Linked DNA regions of Homo sapiens: region 2 is linked to region 1. A link is an interaction called in ENCODE POLR2A ChIA-PET data of the cell type or tissue named here. Cell type or tissue: MCF 10A. All regions are shown on one strand. Each heading gives the region's core, and the rest is flanking DNA. Links, peaks and the distances in the headings are about the cores only.

Region 1 (11,200 bases), core at 1,513-9,512:
GCAGACATAGGTTGAGGTTCTGCACAAGAAAAATATGCCTTGGCTGGGCAGACAGAACTGGTTATGTTTATTGAAAAGGTGCGAGAGTATATTGTTTTCATTTTCCCACATGCCTGGAGTCCTTACTAAGGCAGCTCCAGTGAGTGACTGAAAAGGAGTTGCAGGGATAGTTTGAGTGGCTCCTTGTGTTTTATTTTCCCATTGGAGAAAGAATCGTTTTGTGTCTATTAGGAGCCATTCAGAGGAGTAATTGAAAGAGGGTATAAGGAGGCATTCGGCAGGGAGGGAAGCCATGCTGCAAGGGGTCCATGGGTGAATGGTTATACAGTTCGTATATCTGCCATTACAAAATCCTGAATGTTTATTTAGTAAAGAGCTGGTAATGACCTTTGGGGGTCCTGAAAAACTGACAAGCCGTTTAAATTCGGCTGTTTGGGTGACCTTAAAATTTTGGTGGTCGTTTGGGACTTGAAGCTGTAAGGTATAGTTACATTGATGGGATGGTAGGTGACCTAAAGTCAGACCTGAGGACAGGTTGTGTTGGATACATATTAGGGCTTGAAAAGTTAGACTGGTGTCGGTGGTCACAGGGCCATGAATGGGCTTGTTATTACTTGTCTGTTGGGTAAGACTGGAGATACAGGAGCGTAACAATTGTACTGTGTTCCCTGTCAGAGTGCTTTTTGTCATATCTGTGATAGAAAACTCGGCCAATAGCTGCATGTCTAAAAGTTGAAAGGGGCTTTTTCCTTCATAACGGGTGTGATAGGTTAATTAAGAACCCAGTTTTTTGAGTGAACGGGGGTGGCAACATAGGTGGTAGTTGATAGGACTGTGGGCAGAGCCCACAGTCTTTTGCTAGGATGGGGTTGGACTGGTTTAGCAGGGAGTGAGTTAGGTTAAGGGTCTTATAGAGGTAGTCGGGTACTATTGTAAGGGGAGATGTGGCTACGTGGGGCAGCCAAGGGAGTAGGAGAGGTAGACAGGCAAAGAGTGAGTAGGAAAGTAAATAAGTGCATTTCATCTGAGGAAAAGTCACATAGGGTGCCTTGGAAGAGAACGTCATCTATCCACTCTACAAGAGAGTCAAGATTGGGAGTTTGGGGATGAAACCAAGAGATGTCTTGGCAAACGGAGATGAGGAAGAGGGTGAAACAGCAAGGTAGGCAAGAACAGGGCATTTAAGAAATCAGGAGTGTACTTATGATTGTCAGGAAGGGAAGGAGGAGTCTGGGTATTGTTCAATGGTCTTCTTCAGGACAGGTGTGAGGCGGGGTTTGGTTGGGCCAAGGAGAGTACTGGAGAATCGACAGAGGATGGCAGTTGGTGGGTCGGTGGGTGCTTCGGGGGCTCTTTTTAATCTGGAAAGATGGTACCAAGAGATATGTCCTGAGAGTTTAGCTGCAGTGGGGGTATGAGAAGAACTTGAAAAGGGCCTTCCCACTTTGGTTTAAGGGTTGTTGGGTTAAGAGTTTTTAGCAAGACATGCTGTCCTGGAAGGAGATTCCGGTTGGGGGGCCTTCGTGGGGTTTTGGGAGGGCCTGGTCAGCTTGTTGGTGGAGGAGATGGTGGATGAGGGAGAGTGTTGGGAGGTATTCTCCTAGCTGAGAGTTAGAAGGGGGCCTGTTTTGTAAGAGGAAAGGCTGTCCATACATTAACTCAAATGGACTGAGGAACAAGGGTGCTTTTGGACTGGCTCTGATGCAGGCCAGTGCTATGGGCAAAAGGGAGGTCCATGGGTTTTGGACTTCAAGAATGAGTTTGGTCAACTAAGCTTTAAGGATCCCATTTGCCCTCTTGACTTTTCCAGATGACTGGGGCCAGTATGGGATATGAAGTCACCACTGGATGCTGAGGGACTGAGAAACCTGTTGGGTGATTTGGGAGATGAAGCTAGGGCTACTGTCTGATTGTATGGAGTGAGGGAGACCAAATCTAGGGATGATTTCTGTTATAAGAATTTGGGGGACATCTGCGGCCTTTTCTGGAAAGGTAGGAAATGCTTCTACCCACCCAGAGAAGGTATCTATAAGAGTAAGAAGAAATTTTGTCCTCTTGACGGGAGGCATGTGGGTGAAGTCTACTTGCCAGTCCTGCCCTGGGAGTGTTCCTCTGAGCTGATGTGTAGGAATAGGGGGAGAGCGGAGGGCCCCTTGGGAGGAAGTAACACAGCATATATGACAGTTTAAGGTTATGTCTTTTAGTGACGTGAATAGAAGGGGAGAGGAGAAATAAGGGCGATGGAGTAGGTACAGGGGTGCTCACCAATATGGAAGGATTGGTGAAGAGATGTCAGAATTTCTTTGGTTTGCTCTTGGGGGAGGATGAGCTTTTGATTTTTGACTATCCAGTCCCTTGAAAGGAGGCTCCTTGCTGTAGTAGCGAAGCTTTCTCAGTGAGAGAGTACTTGGGTTGGATTGCTGAGATAATGAGGAGGAGAGGGGGAGGGGCAGAAGAAAGGGAGGATTCTTTTGCTGCCTCATTGGCCTTTCTGTTCCCTCTTGAGATTTCATCTGATCCTGTTTGATGTCCTCGACAGTGTATAACTCCTGCTTTCGCTGGGAGGTGTGCAACCTGAAGGAGTTGGTAAATAAGGGGGCTGTTAGTGATGGGGGTTCCTTTGGCAGTAAGGAATCCTCTCTCTTGCCAGATGGAGGTGTGGGAATGACGAATGTGATAGGCATATTTGGAGTCTGTATAAATGTTGACTCATTTGCCTTTGGAAAGGGTTAGAGCCCTGGTGAGAGCTATGAGTTCTGCCTTTTGGGAGGAGGTTCCTGGGGGTAGGGGCTTGGCTTCAATTACTTGTCAAGGGAAACAAATGTATATCCAGCAATTTTGGGGGAGCTGGTGGGCCCAGAAGAGGAGCCATCTATGAATAGTTGTTCATCAAGGCTGGTGAGAGACTCGGAGGAAATGTTTGGGAAATGTAGCTGTACATGGTCCAGAATGTCAGTGCAAGAATGAGTAGGAGGGGAAGAGAATACAGGGAGTAAGGATGCTGGGTTCAGGGGAGCACTTTTGGCAAGACTGGATTCGGGATTTTCGATAAAGAGGGCATGGAGTAATTGAATCCAGGAAGGAGGAAGGGAGCTTAGTGCTCGGGAGGAGAGGCGATCTTGTAGATTATGAGGACTGTGGATGGTGGTATTCTGGCTGAAAGTTAGTTTCCTGCTTTCTAGAGCTAAAACGGTAACTGCTGCTAGTGCTTTAAGGCAGGTTGGCCACCCTTTGACTGTGTTATCTAGTTGTTTAGAGAGGTAAGCTACAGGGGCAAAGGAAGGATTTCCTTTCTGTTGTGCTAAGACACCGAGGGCTATTCCTTGGCTTTCGGCAGTATAGAGAGTGAAAGGTTGGGAGATATCAGGTAAGGACAGAGCTGATGCAGTGACAAGAGCAGTTTGGAGTTTGCGAAAGCTGGGGTGTATGTTATGTGTGGGGTTTAGGGGTTCATTGAGAGGGCCTTTGGCCACTTCATAGAGGACATCAACTAGGAGGACAAAGTTGGAAATCCATATTCTGAAGAAGCCTGCTAGCCCTAGGAAGGAAAGGATTTCGCTTTTGGAGGAGGATGGGGGTAGATTATCTATTAATGCTGCCCCAGCTGGAGTCATAACCCAGGCCCCAGGGGAAAGTTGAATTCCTAAGTAGGTCACCATGGAGGTGGAGAGTTAGTTGGGCCTTGGAGGGGGAGACCCTATACCTTTTGATAGTGAGAAAGTTTAAGAGAGTGGCCGTGTGAATTTGAGAGTCTCTTAGAGAGAGGCTGCAAAGAAGAAGGTCTTCCACGTATTAAACAAGAAGACTGGGAGACAGGTTTAAGGAGGTGAGGCCTCAGACTAGAGCTTGTCGGAAGAAATGAGGGCTATCCCTGAAGCCCTGAGGAAGGACAGTCCATGTGAGTTGTTGTAACTGGAGGGTGTCAGGGTCAGTCCAGGTGAAATCAAATAGGTTTGGGGCATCAGGGTGTAGGGGAATGGTAAAGAAGGCATCCTTCAGGTCAATTGTGGTGTAGTGGGTGGTGTTGGTGGGGACAAGAGAGAGAAGTGTATAGGGGCTAGGGACTATGGGATGGATAGGGAGGACAGCCTGATTGATGGCTCAGAGGTCCTGAACGAGTTGGTATGAGCCATCAGATTTTTTTTTTCTTTTGAGACAAAGTCTTGCTCTGTCACCCAGGCTGGAGTGCAGTGATGTGATCTTGGCTCACTGCAACCTCCACCTCCCCGGTTAAAGCAATTCTCCTGCCTCAGCCTCCTGAGTAGCTGGGATTACAGGTGCATGCCACCATGCCTGGCTAATTTTTTTCTATTTTTAGTAGAGACGGGGTTTCACCATGTTGGCCAGACTGGTCTCGAACTCCTGTCCTCAGGCAATCCACCTGCCTTGGCCTCCCAAAGTGCTGGGATTACAGGCGTGAGCCACTGCGCCTGGCCCAGAGCCATCATATTTTTTAACAGGGAGGATGGGGGTGTTATATGGAGAGTGTGTCGGTCTAAGAAGAGTGCATAAGCAGAGCTTGTTTATGATGGGTTGTAGGCCTTTTTGGTGAGTTAGGCAGATTGGGTATTGGCGAACATTGAGAAATTTGGAGGGGTCTTTTAACTGGATTTTGATGGGGTCATGGTGAGCAGCTATGGAAGGGATGGTGGTGTCCCACACTACTGGGTTAAAGAGAGAGGCGGGAAGTGGTACTGGGGAGAGGGATCAGAGGCTGGACTAGTGGAGAGGAGCAGGAGGGACTCTGCTTGAGGGGAGCAGGAAAAGGTGATAGAAGCTTTGAATTTGGCTAAAAGGTCTTGGCCTAGAATGGGGGTGGGGCAACGAGGCATGATAAGGAAAGAGTGTGAGAAAACGGTATCAAACAGGGAACAAGTAGGAGGTCTGCTGGTGCATGGACGTCAGATGAGTCCATCAACCCCCACAACTAAGACTTGATGTTGGTAGAGTTGCTGAGGCAGGACTGGCTTGTCTGTCATAATATAAAAGAGTATTGGAAGATGTCCGGGGTCCGGGTCTAAAACCCCTTGTGGCCTTTGGAACACCAAGCTCTGTGCCAAAGGGTGGAAGGCTGCCCTGCCGCACCACAAATTTAAGCCCAGGGCATAAAACTCCTCATGACTTGGATGGAATCCAGGGCTCAGGGCATACAACCCCTCGTAGCCTCTGGAATGTGCACAGACTTGTTGGTTGCTCTCCCAGGCTCATAAACATGTTCTCCATTATCTCAAGCAGCAGAGCATATTCATATGTGTCAAAGAAAATGCTAAAGTGTCACAGCTACGCTTGATGCACCGCTACCTTTCTACCCCCATATCCGCATGTCCTCACCACCTGCTTCTTTGTTTGATCACCAATAAATAGTGTGGGTTCCCAGAGCTCGGGTGCTTCACAGCCTCCATACCAGCATTGGCCCCCTGGACCCACCTTATGCACTCTTAACTTGTCTTTTCTCATTCATTTGACTCTGCCAGACTTCGTAGCCCCCATGGCCTAGTGTTGGGTCTGATCACCCTAACATTTCTGGCGCCCAACATGGGGCTATGAAGACCCTGGTGAAGGAACACTAGAGCATGTGGAAGCAGAGGACACATTGTCAGAGGACACCCGAGGATGACTGAAAGAAGCTCGGCAGGTAAGCTGGGCACTCGTAAGAACCAGGGTAACAATGGGACAGAATGAAAGTAAACATTCTGCTTATTTACATTTCTTTTTTTTGTGTGTGGGTGGCAAGCCACCCAGGCGCCAAGGCAAGAGACTGAAGGCACAAGCTTGTTACAGTATAATAAAGAAAATACTTAAAATAAGAATAGTTATATTAGACGTAGAATATAGACACGATTATATATGAATATTATCAATCATTAGTTTGTAGCATTACTCTTTATTCCAATATTATAATAATCTCTGTTTTACAATTATAACCTAGGAAAAACCAGGCCATACAGAGATAGGAGCTGAAGGGACATGGTGAGAAGTGACCAGAAGACAAGAATGCGAGCCCTCTGTCACGCCCAGACAGGGCCACTAGAGGGCTCCTTGGTCTAGCGGTAGTACCAGTGCCTGGGAAGGCACCCGTTACTTAGCAGACGGGGAAAGGGAGTCTCCCCTTCCCTGGGGGAGTTAGAGAAGACTCTGCTCCACCACCTCTTGTGAAAGGCCTGACATCAGTTAAGCCCACCCACAGCCATCCAGAGGCCTAAACGTCTCCCTGTGATGCTGTGCTTCAGCGGTCACGCTCCTTGTCCACTTTCATGTTCAGCCCTGTACACCTGGCTCTGCCTTCTAGATAGCAGTAGCAGAATTAGTGAGAATATTAAAGTCTTTGATCTCTCCAAGAAATTCATAGAAGAAATAATGGCATAAGCTGTCCCCTCTCTCTCTCTCTGCCTCAGCTGCCAAACAGGGAAGGGCTCCCTGTCTGGTGGACATGTGACTCACATGACCTTACCTATCATTGGAAATGACTCACATTCCTTACCCTGCCCCCTTGCCTTGTATACAATAAATAACAGCACAGCCAGGCATTCGGGGCCACTACCGGTCTCCACATTTTGGTGGTAGTGGTCACCCGGGCCCAGCTGTCTTTTCTTCTATCTCTTTGTCTTGTGTCTTTATTTCTATGATCTCTCGTCTCCGCACACAAGGAGAAAAACCTACAGGCCCTGTAGGGCTGATCCCTACATTTTTTGAGACAGAGCCTTGCTCTGTCACCCAGGCTGCAGTACTGTGGCACGATCTCGGCTCAGTGCAATCTCTGCCTCCCGAGTTCACGCCATTCTCCCACCTCAGCCTCCCGAGTAGCTGGGACTACAGGCATGTGCCACCATGCCCAGCTAATTTTTTGTATTTTTAATAGAGACAGGGTTTCACCGTGTTAGCCAGGAATGTCTCGATCTCCTGACCTTGTGATATGCCTGCCTTGGCCTCCCAAAGTGCTGGGATTACAGGCGTGAGCCACCACTCCCGGCCTTAGTTATTTAAATTTCTTAAGGCATTTATTATGGAAAGGGGGAGTGAAAGTTAGTACTCAGAATTTATTAACACTCTTTAGTACAGTAGAGCAGTTTGCCCATGGTTCCCAGAACAAGGGACAATGGGGTTGGATGAATGGGAAAGAATTGGCAGAGATTTTAAAAAGGTGCATAAAGAAGGAGCCAAAATTCCAGTTTCTGTTTGGTCAGTGTGAGCATTGATAAAGGCAGCTCTTGAGCCATTTCAAACAATGACAAGACAGATTCAGATGAGGAAGAGGCAGACAAGTGTAAAAAATTAACTTCAGATTCTGAATGTGAGGAACAGGAACCAGAGGAAATTAAATAAAAGAGAGGGAAACTGAAAAAGGTACATTTCACTAGCCTGTCGGTTCCACCTGCTGAATTAAGTGAATGGCCACCTCCTCCCTCTCCCCTTAATGGACAAGAACATGAACTAGCTAAAAAACTAAAAAACTGCTCCTGTAGTTGCAACATTAAAACCTGGAGCTATTGGTGGCGCTATACAAAATTCTATTCAAAAGGCTAGAGCCGAGGGAGACCTTGAAGTATGGCAATTTCCAGTTACTATAACCCAGCAAGGAGGGCAGAATATAGCTAATTGGGCCACTTTTCCTTTTAAGTTGTTAAAGGAATTCAAGCGGAAGCCATTAGTCAATATGGGCCAAATTCTCCTTTTGTACAAACTTTACTAAAAAATGTGGCTCTTGATAATAGATTAATACCATATGACTGGGATACTTTAACAAAACCTGTTCTCACTCCGTCCCAGTACATGCAGTTTAAAACTTGGTGGGCCGATGAAGCTCAAACTCAAGCAAGAGAAAACACACAAGCACAGCCGCCTGTGCCTGTTTCCTTTGAACAGTTAATGGGGTTGGGCCCTAATTGGGGCCGACTAGACAATCAAGCAGTAATGAAAAACGTTGCCATTGTTCAGTTACACACTGTGTGTTTATGGGCATGGAAAAAAAATAAATGTTATGGGGAAAAAATATCCTTCTTTCAGTTCTGTCTGACAAGGACCTAAAGAATCATATACTGACTTTATTGCTCGGCTCCAAGAGGCTGTGCGTAAAGCCATAACTGATGAAATAGCTCAAGATGTGGTAATACAACTCCTTGCATATGATAATGCCAATACAGAGTGTCAAAATGCTATTAGACCTATGAGAGGGAAGGCTCATTTGGCTGAATATATTAAGGCTTCTGATGGCATTGGAGGTAACTTAAATAAGGCTACTCTTTTAGCCCAAGCTATGGCTGGACTAAAGGTGGGAAAAAATATGCCCCGTTTCTCAGGCTCTTGTTTTAATTGTGGGCAATTTGGACACACAAAAAAGGAATGTAGAAAAGAAAATCAAAAGGCAAAAACTATTACCATCAATCAACAGAAAAGTCCTGGCGTATGCCCCTGATGTAAGAAGGGCAATCACTGGGCAAATCGGTGTCATTCTAAATTTAGCAAAGATGGGCAACCTTTTTTTGGGAAACGGGAAGAGGGGCCCACCTCGGGCCCCTCAACAAACCAAGGTATATCTGGCACATTCAGTGCCCTTACAAATGTACAACAGTTGTCCCCTGCCACAGCAGGCAGTGTTGCTGTAGATCTTTGCAGCACAGTTCCCATTTCCCTACTTCCTGGGGAGCCACCAAAGAAGGTCCCCATGGGAGTCAGGGGCCCTTTACCCTCAGAACAGTTGGTCTATTGCTAGGAAGGTCTAGTTTAAATTTTAGAGGTGTCACTATGCATGTAGGAATAATTGATTCTGATTATACCAGAGAGATTCAATTAGTTGCTAGTTCCTCAATTCCATGGTCTGCTTCCTCAGGAGAAAGAATCGCTCAGTTGTTACTGTTACCTTATGCAAAACTGGGACGCAGCATAGTAAAAAGAATGGGAGGCTTTGGTAGTATGAATCCAGCAGGAAAAGCTGTATATTGGGTTAATCAAGTGTCTGATAAGAGACCTATTTGTACAGTAACCATTCAAGGAAAGAACTTTGAAGGGCTAGTAGATAACTGGAGCTGATGTTTCTATATTGGTTTGAATCAATGGCCCCAGCATTGGCCTAAGCAAAAGGCATCCATTGGTATTGTTGGAGTAGGGGCTGCCTCAGAAGTTTTTCAAAGTTCTTTAATTTTGCCATGCCAAGGGCCAGATGGCCAAGAAGGGACAATTCAACCTATTACACCTATTCCTGTCGATCTATGGGGTAGAGACTTATTACAACAATGGGGTGCTGAAATACCTATTCCTATTGATCAGTATAGTATTAACGGTAAACAAATGATGAGAAAAATGGGATATCTCCCAGGGAAGGGACTAGGAAAAAATGAAAATGGCCAACCAGAACATTTAGAACTAAAAGGACAAACAGATCAAACTGGATTAGGGTATCATTTTTAGGAACGGCCATTGCTGAGCCTCCGGCTCCCATTCCTCTTGTTTGGTTAACTGCTAAACCAGTTTGGGTGGAGCAATGGCCACTGAAACAGGAAAAACTGGAGGCTTTAAAATAATTGGTACAGAAACAATTACAAAAGGGACACACAGAGCCTACTCTCTCTCCTTGGAATTCTCCTGTGTTTGTTATTAAGAAAAAATCCCAGAAATGGAGAATGTTAACAGATTTGAGGGCCGTTAATGCTGTCATTCTACCCATGGGTGCACTGCAACCAGAGCTGCCCTCCCCAACTATGATTCCTAAATCCTGGCCTCTAATAGTGATAAATTTAAAAGATTGCTTCTTTACCATTCCTTTAGCTACCCAAGATTAGGAAAAATTTGCTTTTACTGTTCCCGCTATAAATAACAAAGAACCAGCAGACAAATACCATTGGAAAGTATTACTATTTGTCAAACTTATGTCAGAAAAGGTATTAAGCCAGCTAGAGAACAATTCAATAAATGTTATATTATCCATTACATGGATGATATTTTATGTGCAGCTGAAACTAGGGAGGAAAAGGCTGTAACAGCAGCAAGGTTAATCATAGCCCCTGATAAAATCCAAACTTCTACTCCCTTTCAGTATTTAGGAATGAAAGTAGAACAAAGTACTATTAAGCCTCAAAACATTCAAATTAGAAGAGATAATTTAAAACCTCTAATGATTTTCAAAAATTATTAGGAGACATTAATTGGATTCATCCCACTTTAGGCAGTCCTACTTATGTTATGTCTCACCTCTTTTCTACCTTACGAGGTGATTCTAACTTAAACAGTAAACACTCCCTGTCCAAGGAGGCATTAGAGAAACTTCAATTAATTGAAGAAAAATTTCCACAGGCACAAGTGACTCGAGTTGACCCATTGCAGTCATTACAGTTTTTAGTTTTTCCTACTAAACATTCACGTACAGGAATTATTGTTCAACAGAATGATCTGGTTGAGCGGCTTTTTGTACCTCACAATACAACCAAAACGCTTACTCTGTACTTAGATCAAGTTGCTGTATTAATGTAGTGTGCAAGGCTGTGCACAACAAAGTTAATGGGATATGATCCAAATCAAATTATACTTCCATTAAACAAACAACAAATTCAGCAAGCTTATATTAATTCCCAGGAATGGCAAATTAATTTGGCAGGTTTTATTGGCATTCTTGGTAATCATTATCCTAAATCCAAAATATTCCAATTTCTTAAATTAATATCATGGATATTGCCTTCCATTACTCAAAAAGCCCCTATTGAAGGGGCCATTACTGTTTTTACTGATGGATCTAGTAATGGAAAGGCCTCATTTGTGGGACCTCAACAACAAGTTTTTCAAACTGACTTTGCTTCTGCTCAAAATGCTGAACTTATGGCTGTGATAACAGTGTTAAAAACTTTTAAACAGCCAATAAACACTGTTTCTGATTCAGCCTATGTAGTGCAAGCCACACAAAATATTGAATGTGCCTTAATTCAAAATGTGACTAATGACCAACTTAATCTTTTATTTCATTCTTTACAGCAAGCAGTACAACAAAGGCATTCCCCTTTCTATGTCACTCATATGAGAGTGACATAGCCCTTTAAATTTAATCAAAGGGTGGATAATTATATGGGGAATAGGATTTGCTTGTGTCTCTCAGGTAACAATCAGGTGCCTGTATGAGTGCCCACCAAACATCTGAAAATCTATCATGAGCTACAGCAGGAAGAGAGGACTCTGGGAAGAGTCCTCTGAAGAGTCCAGAGACGTGGTTTCACGG
Region 2 (11,200 bases), core at 1,929-9,928, 54 kb after region 1:
GCCTGAAGGGATGTTCAGTATTGAACAATTGTTGCTTTATGGCTTTATGACAAAGTCCCAGGTGCTCATGATAATCTTTGTACAGTGGTGGGGCTGTAGGGAGCCCTAACATAGCCTGGGGGAGGCTGCCTAGAAAGTGGAGACCTGAAGGCTGAGGCCATGTTAAGGATTTAGGTAGAATTTATGCGCTATGATATTTTTTTCTTTCGTTAATTTTTTATAATTTACGTATACACATGGTAAAATGTGTAACAAGGCACAGTGTTACATAGCAAACATAAGCCTCACTCCACCTTCTCTCTCCACCTACCTGTCCACCTTCTAGATGCAGCCATTGTTACCAGGCCTTGCGTTTTCCTGCAGCCAGAGTCCATTTGTATCCCGCATCTATATTTTCTTCCCGGCATTTGTTTCTGAATGGGAGCTTGCTACATCGGAGTCTCTCCACCTTGGATGATTTGTCACCCCCCACCTTCCCACCCCAGGAGACACTTAGCAATGTCTGGAGATATTTGATGGTTACAGATGAGCAGTGGGGGCCAGGCGTGGTGGCTCGTGCCTATAATCCCAGCACTTTGGGAGGCCGAGGCAGGTGGATTGCTTGCACTCAGGAGTTCAAGACCAGGCTGGGCAACATGGCAAGACCCCATCTCTACAAAAAATTTTAAAAATTAGCTGGGTGTGGTGGTGTGCACTTGTGGTGACTAAGGGGGCTGAGGTGGGAGGATCAATTGAGCCTGGGAGGTTGAGGCTGCAGTAAACTATGATCGTGCCACTGCACTCCAGCCTGGGCAACATAGTGAGACCCTGTCTCAAAAACAAACAAACAATTATTGGCAATTAGTGGGTAGAGGCCAAGACTGCTGTCAAACATTCTATAATTCACAGGACAGTCCCCACTTACCTGGTGGAAAATGTCAACAGTGCTGAGGTTGGGAAGCCCCGTCCTGCATAAGCACAGGGTCTGCACCTTTGTGTGTGTGTGTGTGTCTGTGTGTGTGTGTGTGTGTGTTCTCATGTATTTTCTGGATCATTCACATTTATACATCCACCTCATTATTCTTTGTGGCCACATAAAAATCCATTACCTGGATGCTCCACCATTTTCATTTAGGTGTTTGCACTCTTTTTGCTATTATAAACATTTATGCTACAAAGGTTATTCTTTTCCGTGCACAGGCCTTTGATGTGTGAGGTCAAGGGAGAAACTGATGGAGGTGGGATGGATGAACCCGATGGTTCATTAGCATTTTAAATGACCTATTAAAGAGACCTTCAGTGTCTCTGGGGCACAGTCTGTCTGGAGAGTGGGTCTGGGGTCCTGGCTGCTAACCAGGGCCGAGATCCTCAAAAGTCTGGTGGAGAGACATCCTCTGCATTCCTCGTGTACAGACAAGGGTGTTCTGACCACCTGTCTCTCCGCAGGACAAGGGTGTCCCCCACCTGAAGACGGCAAGCTGGGTCCTGAGTGATGCCCCTCAGCTGAGTGTCCAAGGCTGGCCCGAGGAGCCCCCACGGCCCCACCTTTCCCCATGGAGAAAGGACTCACTTTGCCCCAGGACTGCCGGGACTTTGTGCACAGCCTGAAGATGAGAAGCAAATACGCCCTTTTCTTGGTTTTTGTGGTGATAGTTTTTGTCTTCATCGAAAAGGAAAATAAAATCATATCAAGGTGAGGGTTGCAAGCCCAAGTCTTCATCTTCCTTTCAAGGTGGGGTGGGTGGGGACAGGGAGGTAACTGCAGGGCTCTCTGTGGACCTGCAAATGCATTCCTTCAACGAGCCATCCCCAGGCCCCTTCTATGTCCCAGGCAGTGGCTCCTGCACACGTCCTCATGACTGCACAGGGGTGAGACTTGGGCTCTGGACTCAAACAGCCTGGGTTGGAGCCCCCCCATGTTGGCCCTCTACAGCTGTGAAAGGTTAGACAAGATACTTAACATTTCTGAGTCTTCGGTTCCTCTTTTGTAAAACATGGCTAATAATGGGACCAGCATTGTTGTAAAGATTAAATGAGAAAATGTAAAAGCATTTAGCCCACTGCCTGGCACATAGTTGGTGTCCAGTATTTGCTGGCTGTGACTATTACTGTTAATTTACCTCCTGGCCTTGCATTAGCAGCACATCCCCTATAGAAGTCTTGATGTCACTGAGCCCATGGAAAGGCAAGGTCCTAGTATGGATACTCTGATGGGCAAGGCTGCCAATGTGCAGCTGCCAAGTTGTGTACTGCTCAACTCCAGGGGCATGTCCCTCAAATAGGCTAATCTGGGAACGCCCCTTTACCCCTTTGAATTGGCAGCATACAGCTATGTGCAGTGGGCCTGTTAGATGTAGAAAGATTTCTTAGCCTGTTCTCCTCCCAGGCACAAGCCCTGCAAGAAAGCATTAGCTAAGATGGGTGGGTCAGGGATTGGGCAATATAGTGGACACCGTCAATCCCCCCCCTTGGGTCACTGAGCAAGGACCGTTCTAGCTTGTGCCTATTGGGTTCTACTGCAAGCCCCTACAGCTCTGCACCTGAGAGCTTTCTCTCCACTGGCACACTGGCAAGCCGGAAGTACTAGGGAGTAACTGTCCCCCCCAGATCCCCATCAGACTAAGCCTCCGATGCCCACACCTGCTCCTAGCAGCACATCCATCATGCACCTCTTTCCTCCCCTGCCTCACTTCCCCATCCAGTACTTCCTGTGATCATGTCCCAAATAAACTTACTTAAACACAAATCCTTGCCTCAACGTCTGCTTTTGGGGAAACCCAACTGAGACAGGTTTTGGTGATCTGCTTGGAGGACTGCTTAGGGTTGCCCAGGAGACGGGGTCCCCAGTCAGCCACTGACCCTGATCTTCTTTGTCCTCACAGGGTCTCAGACAAGCTGAAGCAGATTCCCCAAGCTCTAGCAGATGCCAACAGCACCGACCCAGCCCTGATCTTAGCTGAGAACGCATCTCTCTTGTCCCTGAGCGAGCTCGATTCAGCCTTCTCCCAGCTTCAGAGCCGTCTCCGCAACCTCAGCTTGCAGCTGGGCGTGGAGCCAGCCATGGAGGCCGCAGGGGAGGAAGAGGAAGAGCAGAGAAAGGAGGAGGAGCCGCCCAGACCGGCCGTGGCGGGGCCCCGGCGCCACGTGCTGCTCATGGCCACCACGCGCACCGGCTCCTCGTTCGTGGGCGAGTTCTTCAACCAGCAGGGCAACATCTTCTACCTCTTCGAGCCGCTGTGGCACATCGAGCGCACAGTGTCCTTCGAGCCGGGGGGCGCCAACGCCGCGGGCTCGGCCCTGGTGTACCGCGACGTGCTCAAGCAGCTCTTCCTGTGCGACCTGTACGTGCTGGAGCACTTCATCACGCCGCTGCCCGAGGACCACCTGACTCAGTTCATGTTCCGCCGGGGCTCCAGCCGCTCCCTGTGCGAGGACCCCGTCTGTACGCCCTTCGTCAAGAAGGTCTTCGAGAAGTACCACTGCAAGAACCGCCGCTGCGGCCCCCTCAACGTGACGCTGGCCGCAGAGGCCTGCCGCCGCAAGGAGCACATGGCCCTCAAGGCGGTGCGCATCCGGCAGCTGGAGTTCCTGCAGCCGCTGGCCGAGGACCCCCGCCTGGACCTGCGCGTCATCCAGCTGGTGCGCGACCCCCGGGCCGTGCTGGCCTCGCGCATGGTGGCCTTCGCCGGCAAGTATAAGACCTGGAAGAAGTGGCTGGACGACGAGGGCCAGGACGGCCTGAGGGAAGAGGAGGTGCAGCGGCTGCGGGGCAACTGCGAGAGCATCCGCCTGTCCGCGGAGCTGGGGCTGCGGCAGCCCGCCTGGCTGCGGGGCCGCTACATGCTGGTGCGCTACGAGGACGTGGCACGCGGGCCGCTGCAGAAGGCCCGCGAGATGTACCGCTTCGCCGGCATCCCCCTGACCCCGCAGGTGGAAGACTGGATCCAAAAGAACACGCAGGCGGCCCACGACGGCAGCGGCATCTACTCCACGCAGAAGAACTCCTCGGAGCAGTTCGAGAAGTGGCGCTTCAGCATGCCCTTCAAGCTGGCCCAGGTGGTGCAGGCCGCCTGCGGCCCTGCCATGCGCCTCTTCGGCTACAAACTGGCGCGGGACGCCGCCGCCCTCACCAACCGCTCAGTCAGCCTGCTGGAGGAGAGGGGCACCTTCTGGGTCACGTAGGGGGGCCGGGGCCCCGTATGCCCCTCCTCGTGAAAGGCCTGCCCCGTCTTTCTGCCGCAGCCCTCGCAGAGGGCGGGTGCACAGCGCCATGAGCGGGCAGCGCCTCCTGTAGCAGTAGGGCCCCCAGCCAGCGCTCCAGCCAAAGCGGCGGCCCCAGGGTTAATTGCGGAGAACAGGACAGTGCCCGGTCCCCTTGAGGGCCATCACACCCAGACCCAACGGGTTGCAGCCTCCTGAGCAGGCCTAGGCAGGCCCGGGCCTGTTGGCAAGCTTCGATCTCACACACACAGAAACATACATTCGTGCCTGGAGACCCTGCAGGCCAGAGTCCAAATATTTAACAATCAGAAGGGGCAAGGCTCTGACCAGTGACAGTCAGACCTCCTGCTTTATTTGGTGTTAACCGTTTCTTGTCTGGATGGTGAAGTCTGGAATCTGGGTGGGTCCTTGGAGGAGGGGCTAGGACAGCCGTGGGTGTCAAAGGTGGCATTTGAGGCTCGTTTGAGGTGACAGTGGCTGTTTACCAACTAGTACAGAGCGATTCAGCGTTTTCATGAATGGGTTGGCTGTGCTGGTTACTGATGAATATGGGCCCCTTATAGAGCTGCAAAACACACACATGCGTATAGACATACATACATGTACACCATACATAGACAAGCATCATAAAGGCACAAGTGCACACACATCTATGCAGACAAGCTTCCTCGCTGCTTATGCCCACAGGGTTTTTCTGTATGACACACCTCAGAGGAGCCTGTGCTTAACATTTGTAGGATTATTTCGAGGGCAGGGCAGGGGAAAGAAACGCGTTAAAGGGCCATGACATGACACAGTTCCCTGGCCGGGTTTGGACTGAACAGTGGATTCAGAACTGCAGCGTTCAAAGCCCCTGCCCGCCTTAGATTCTCATGGCTACCTCCTCTGACCCATCCACATCCTTGCGGCTGGCAGGCAGGATGTTTTGAAATGGTGCAGCCAAAGGCCCCGTCTAGCTTGGCTGGCTCCCGAACATGTCCATATTTGAAGGCTGCCTCAGGCCTGGCAGGCAGAAGCAGCTGTGGTCCCTGGAGGCAAAAGGCAGCTCACGGGGCCTTCCATTTCCAGCCAGGCCTCATCTGGGGTAGGGCCAAGAGGAAAGTACAGAGTGCCCGTGGGGGAGAAGTCCCACCAGGATGCCCCCCCTCCCCTGAGAAGCCCGCCTTCTCCCTCGTGGACAGGAGTCAGCCAGTTGGTTGCTGTGGTTACAGCCAGTGCCTGGAATTCCTCCTTAGGGCCCTGGGAAGAGTATTGCTTAACGCAGGATGTGCTGGGTGTTTTGTTTCGGGCTTTTATTTATGGCTTGGTGTCTTTCTTGTTTCATGGCTGTGTTTTTGCTTTTGTTTCTGTAGGAGCGCCTCTTCCAAGCAGTGGAGGCCTGAGGGCTTGAGGGAGGCTGGGGAAAACCAGCAGGGAGCACTTGGCTCCTGGCAGAGGGAGAGGACAGGAGGAGGAGCCTTCCCCAGGAGGAACGAGGAGAGGTGGCCACGTGGCAGGCCACAGTGCCCTATGGGCTTTTCTGTTTGAACCCCATGTGGGATGAATCTCAAAGCCACCAGCGTTCTTGCCTAGTGTCCAGAGCAGCAGAGATTTGCAGCCCTCGCCCCTCCCTGAGAAGAAGCTGGATTTGAAAATCCCTCACAGGCCCTAACATGTTTCCTGGGTGGGCAGGGGCCTCATGACAAGCGACAAGTGTACCCAGAGTAGAAGGCCTTCCCCACTCCCACCTCAAACCCAGGAGCAGAACTCAGTATCCAGAGCTTACAAGGAGCTGCAAGGGTTTGCCGAGGGCTGCCCAGCTCTGCTTCTGGTTTCCTGGACAATTTCTCTGTCAGATACGGCCCATTGTAAACCCAGAGGGCTGCATTTTGGGTTGAGTAATATGGACACCATGGAAGTACAGGATCTGAGTCCAACATTGCCATGGGGGAGGGAAGAGTGTGTCCTGGCAGGAAGCCACCATTGGAGAAGGTGAGGCCAGTAACCATCTCATGGGATTCGCTATAATCAGCCTATTTGAGCTGCTGGGTCTCTGTCACTGTGGACTCCAGTCATTCAAGGAGGTCTCCACTCTTGGGTTTTTTTTATTTTCTTTTCTTTTGCTATTTTGCCTGAACACCCCAACACTCTTGGTTTTAGAGTCCAAGAGTAAGTTGTGCAGAGACATGGTTCTAATTTGGAGTTCAAAGGAACACCAGCTCTGAAAACATGACCGTGGGGCCAGGATGTTTCTGGCAGGCCCAGAAGTGCTGGCCGTTCTTCCCCAGCCTCCCCACTGCTCCCTCCTCTGTTCCCCATGTGGAGGTCGGAGGGGCTGGGACTGGGGAGGGGGCAGCCACCTCCATCCAAGGCTCTTCCTAGGGGCCCTGCTAATGTGGACAGTAGACTTTATCCCTCCTTCTTACTCTGGGCCAAGACCTCCCACTCCGCCCTCTGAGGATGGTACCAAGAATGGGCCTTTGGGACTTCTCAGGACATTGACAATGTGCACACTGCAGGTTGACTTAATTTATTTATTTTTTGAAAAGAAGAGACAGAAAATACCTTATTATCTGCAGGGACTCAAAGCTGTACCCAAATCAAGAAAGACAAAATAACAATAGAAACCATTCACACACTCCGTTCATGCATGGACACCAGAAGACGATTCAGAACACAAGAGGAGAATGAGCTGGAGCGCCAGCACCACGATGGCCCCAGGACGTTGTTTAAGATCTGAGATCCCTTGGTTTCTCTCTTGTTGATCTGAGATGCTACATCAGGGCCCTTGCTGCTGTATTACCTCTGCCCGGGTGTTTGAGACAGGTCACAAGCGCGTGGATGTTTCCTGGAAGTGTATTCCCCTGGGGCTCAGCGATGCTCTGGGAACCCTTGGGGTTTGGGGAAGGACAGTGTGGTGTGACTATTGGCTTGAAACGTTATGGATATGGTTGGAGTCACCCATGTGGATATGATTTTCAGCTTGGAGCTGGGATGGAGAAGATGGAAGCACTGGTGGCCGGGCCTCTTTTTCCAGCGAGGCCAGCCCTGGCTTCTCCTCTGTTCCAGCTTGTCTGCCAGAAGCCTTCCCCTGCAAGGTGCCCACCTGCCCGGAGACAGAGGGAGCAGCTGAGGCCTCTCTCCACTGGCCGCCAGCCTCCCTAGCACAAGGGGACCATTCAGCAATGAGTGTTTACTCATGTTCTTTCTTGTTGATGAGTTCTGCGGCCCAGCATATAGAAATGGCTCAGAACGTTCCAGGCCTTGGTGAGACACAGCAGCGTCCAATGCTCACAGGCTGTCCCCACTCTGCCTGTTCCCATCTTCCCCTCGGGACCTGTTTATAAATTGAGGAATGGATGAGGGCCCTGGAGGGTCCTTGGGAGTAGTTAGTGGAGGGCAGGATTCTCAGGTCCCCATAGAGAGGGAAAGAGAAGACCAGATGTGCATAGAAGCCAGTCTCTGTCACATACACCGCAGGTGGTCACCGAGTTATTTTCCAAAAGCTGAGGAACATAAAGCAAATTTAGGCTTTTGTCCTTCTGCAATACATGCACTTGAAAATAAACAGAAAAGAGATGTTTAATAACAAGTTTACTTCCGGTCTGCTAGCACCCTCAGCCTGGGAGCTACTGCCAGAGGCTGGCGTAGTGGGGCAGCTGCTGACCAAACCCCACAGAACAGAGGGCACCAGGCATCACACGACATCTTTCCCTCCCATCTCTGCCATCTGTCTGTCTGGCAATGGAAGGAGCTTCAGCAGGAGGTCCTTCCCAGAAGGTTGATTCTTGGCCTGGGTGGTAGAGGAGATATCCTGACCCTAAAGTCTTCCAGCCCCGGGTCATCCTCTCCTATACTAGGGCCTATTGACCGTAGAGGCCAGGTGCGGTGGCTCATACCTGTAATCCCAGCAGTTGGGGAGGCCAAGGTGGGAGGATTGCTTGAGCCCAAGAGTTGGAGACCAGCCTGGGCAACATGGTGAGACCAATTGACTGTAGGGCTTGTCCCTTGCTAAGACAGGAGCAGAAGACTGGATGGCTGTGTCCTCAAGGCAGTCCCCTCCCATCCCCATTCCCAAAGTCAGAAAGTGAAGCCAGATCTCAAGGGCTGATACCTGAGGCAAGGAGAGCTAAGGGGAGAGAAATTGGGGCTGAGTGGAAGCAGATGCCTGCACAAGCCAAGTGTGTCTTATTGATCTGTACAAGCTGATAGAAGGACCATCTGCTGAAATCCAGGGCTCCTGAGTTGGTGGGTTTGCTTGTGAAGCTTCTAGGACAAGGCGCAGCCAGATGGAAGGGAGAGGGTCCAGGGCTTCCTAAATGCAGCCGCATCACCTGTCAACTCGCTGCAGTTTCAGAGACAGTGGAAGCTGCTCTTTACCTCAAAAGCACAAAGCAGAATTGGCAACTTCACTTGTCTCAAGAGCTCCAAGATCCTTTGGTCTCGTGTCCTTTGGCACCCCGTAACTGGACTGGGGACAAATTTGTTACGTGTTTCCAAGGCTACAGACATGGCGCCATCCTCACAGGCCTAGCTCATGTCATGGATCAGGTGCTTTGCTGGGGGGATACAATGACCCATGTGGTCTGCGTCTTCTGCCATTGGCTTGAACTGGGCACCCCCTGAAGTCTCCATCTCAGCTGTATATTCTAGTCCAAATTTTCCTGGCTCCCCTGCTCCCTCCCAGGTCCTGCACACTGTCTTTTTGCCAACACCTCAGCCCTGTTTGCTATTTCATGTCTGCATGGTACGAGACACCCCTTCACGGCATACACTGCCATGGTATGTACATATGCATCCACGTGTGTGTATGTGTAGCATGTAGCTCATTCTGCTCAGCCTCTGGCGCCGTTCCACATTGCTCCCAGCCCCATTGCTGTCACTGTCGTCCCAGATGTCCTTGCCATGGCCACAGACAATCTGCCGTCTCCTGGAAACGCTGGGGCTGCCCTTCAGAGAGCTGGCAGCCCCAGCAGTCAGGGCCTGCTTTGCAGAATAGAATGTGAACCCAACTCCTGATGGCCTACTTGACTTATTTAATTAAAGATGAAATCATGCAATGAGCAAAACCTGCAGCGTGTCTCTGCCTTTTCCTTTGCATTTGTTCTCAGCAGCAATTGGGTCATAATTTTTTTTTTTTTTTAATTAACAGTGGTAGAAAGGAGGTGACTTCCAGCATGAAGCAGGACAGAGAATCCCCCTGCCCATTCCCAAGGGACCAAAGGCACTAGGGGAATATGGGGCAGGATGAATGTACCTTGCGTCACCAGGCTGGCAGAGCTGATGGGGACTGCGCTGAGCGGAGAGAGAGAAAACCCAGGTATTTGGGGGCAGAGACAGGAGTGTTGGGCCAGCGGTCAGGGGGCCTGGGGATGAGTCCCAGCTTTGCCACTGTCTGGCTGTGTGACCTTGCATAAGTCACTTCCCTTACTTGGACACCAGTTTCCTTTTAGAATGAAGGTGTAATCAGTTGTTCACAAACATTGTTCCCAAAAAGCCCCATTAGGGATTCAAAAGTCAGCTGAAAGGGCAGGCGGCACCCTCTCAACAAGAGTCACTGTGCGTTTTGATCTGCTTCACGTGTTCAGATAGCATTTCAGATTTATTTGGCCTTCAACTAAATCTCCAAAAACACATAAGAAGGTTGCCAAGGACCCTTTCAGCTAAGAAATTGAATGGAGTCCTTTCAAATTGCAGTTACATCCGTCATAACAACTTTAGTTCTTACTACATTTCAGCCCTGCTTGTCTCCCAAGAGCTGCCTGCAGAGCATGGGTGTTTCCCTGGGGAGAAGGGAGAGAGCTCATTTTGGAACACAGAAGCCAGAGCTGGTGGGGCTTTGTGGGTCTCAGGACACAGGGGTAGCAGGACCAGCAGCTGCAGGAAGAGGCAGAGGAGGGCTGAGCACGGGGACAGTGGCTCCTGGAGTGAGGGAATGAAGACTCAGAGAGGCTCAATGTGAGGGAACAGGCCCCCCTCCCCAAATCTTAACCTGTGTCTCTGCCAGTTCACCCAGTCCAGGCTTGGGAAGCTCAAGCCAGCTCCCTCCCACCTCTTAAAGTATTTGAGCCGGTGCCTGTCATCCCAACCTGAACAGAAGCTGCCCACCCCAGTCAGGTGCTATTGCTGTCTCCCCTACGCTGGGGGCTGGATATAGTTAGTTTAATTTCTGGGCTGTGTTTCCTACCACAAATGACCCCCTGGGGAAACAAATTGCACTAATCACAGAGCAGAGAAGCCTGGACACCTCCCCACCCACCCACCCCTCAGCTGCCAGGCCGGAACCGTCTCTCCTCCTCCTCCTTTCCCCCACCCCCAGACCCCTTCAGGATCGTCAGTCTTCCTTCCTACACCCCAATTTACTCAACCCTGGGGAGGAGTCAAGCGCCCCGTGGGCTCTCTGGGACAGGGAGAGTTGGCTGGGACTCTCTGGAAAGCAGTTTGATCAGCAGGGGGCTGGGGTCAGGGACCTGTGCCATTGCCCACAGAGCCCTGCCAGGCCCAGCACTGGCCCAGCCCTGGAGCCTGCAGCAGCATCCTCAAGTGTGTTTGGAGAAACTGTGGTCACAGGATTGCTCTTGGGAAGTTACAGTGCACATTTGCGATTACAGGCTCCAGGTAGGCCGCTTTCCTTTGACTCACCCAGCATTAAGGATTACCTTCTAGAAAGAACCATTTTTATGGAATTCGTTTATCATGAAAAACTTTTTTCCAAACAACAGTCTTTTTCAAGACTCTGGCCTTCTTTATTTTTTAAGACTCTGTCACCCAGGTGGGAGTGCAATGACGCAATCACAGCTCACTGCAGCCTGGACCTCTCAGGCTCAAGCAGTCCTCCTGCCTCAGCCTCCCAAGTAGCTGGGACTATAGGCATGCACCACACTTGCTAGCTTTTTTGTATTTTTTGTAGTAATGGGATCTCGCCATGTTGCCTAGGCTGGTCTTGAACTCCGAACTCAAGCAATCTGCCGGCCTCAGCCTACCAAAGTGTTGGGATTATAGGCATGAGACACTATACCTA

What was found. Peaks named below come from ENCODE experiments on the same cell type or tissue, not always from the same donor. Only the 100,000 strongest peaks of a DNase experiment are listed, where the experiment ranks them.
Region 2: POLR2A ChIA-PET joins it to region 1 with 19 read pairs; 8 of 35 experiments call an interaction of 5 or more read pairs at or near these places.

Annotation. Positions count from the first base shown.
Region 1 is chr10:71,950,238-71,961,437 of GRCh38, forward strand. No RefSeq gene overlaps it. Among named protein-coding and RNA genes, the nearest start is that of CHST3, 8.6 kb to the right of the region's middle. RefSeq lists silencers at 5,253-5,468, 5,933-6,042, 6,490-6,709. In MCF 10A, for the core only: a CTCF peak has its summit at 6,013 (motif pointing right); DNase peaks (open chromatin) are centred at 6,044 and 6,444.
Region 2 is chr10:72,004,311-72,015,510 of GRCh38, forward strand. CHST3 (carbohydrate sulfotransferase 3) reads left to right here. Exons shown (of 3, transcript NM_004273.5): 2 at 1,426-1,672; 3 at 2,862-9,248. The coding sequence starts at 1,533. The coding sequence ends at 4,161. Among named protein-coding and RNA genes, the nearest start is that of CHST3, 46 kb to the left of the region's middle. In MCF 10A, for the core only: no CTCF peak of the experiment used is centred there; DNase peaks (open chromatin) are centred at 4,421, 5,491 and 6,121.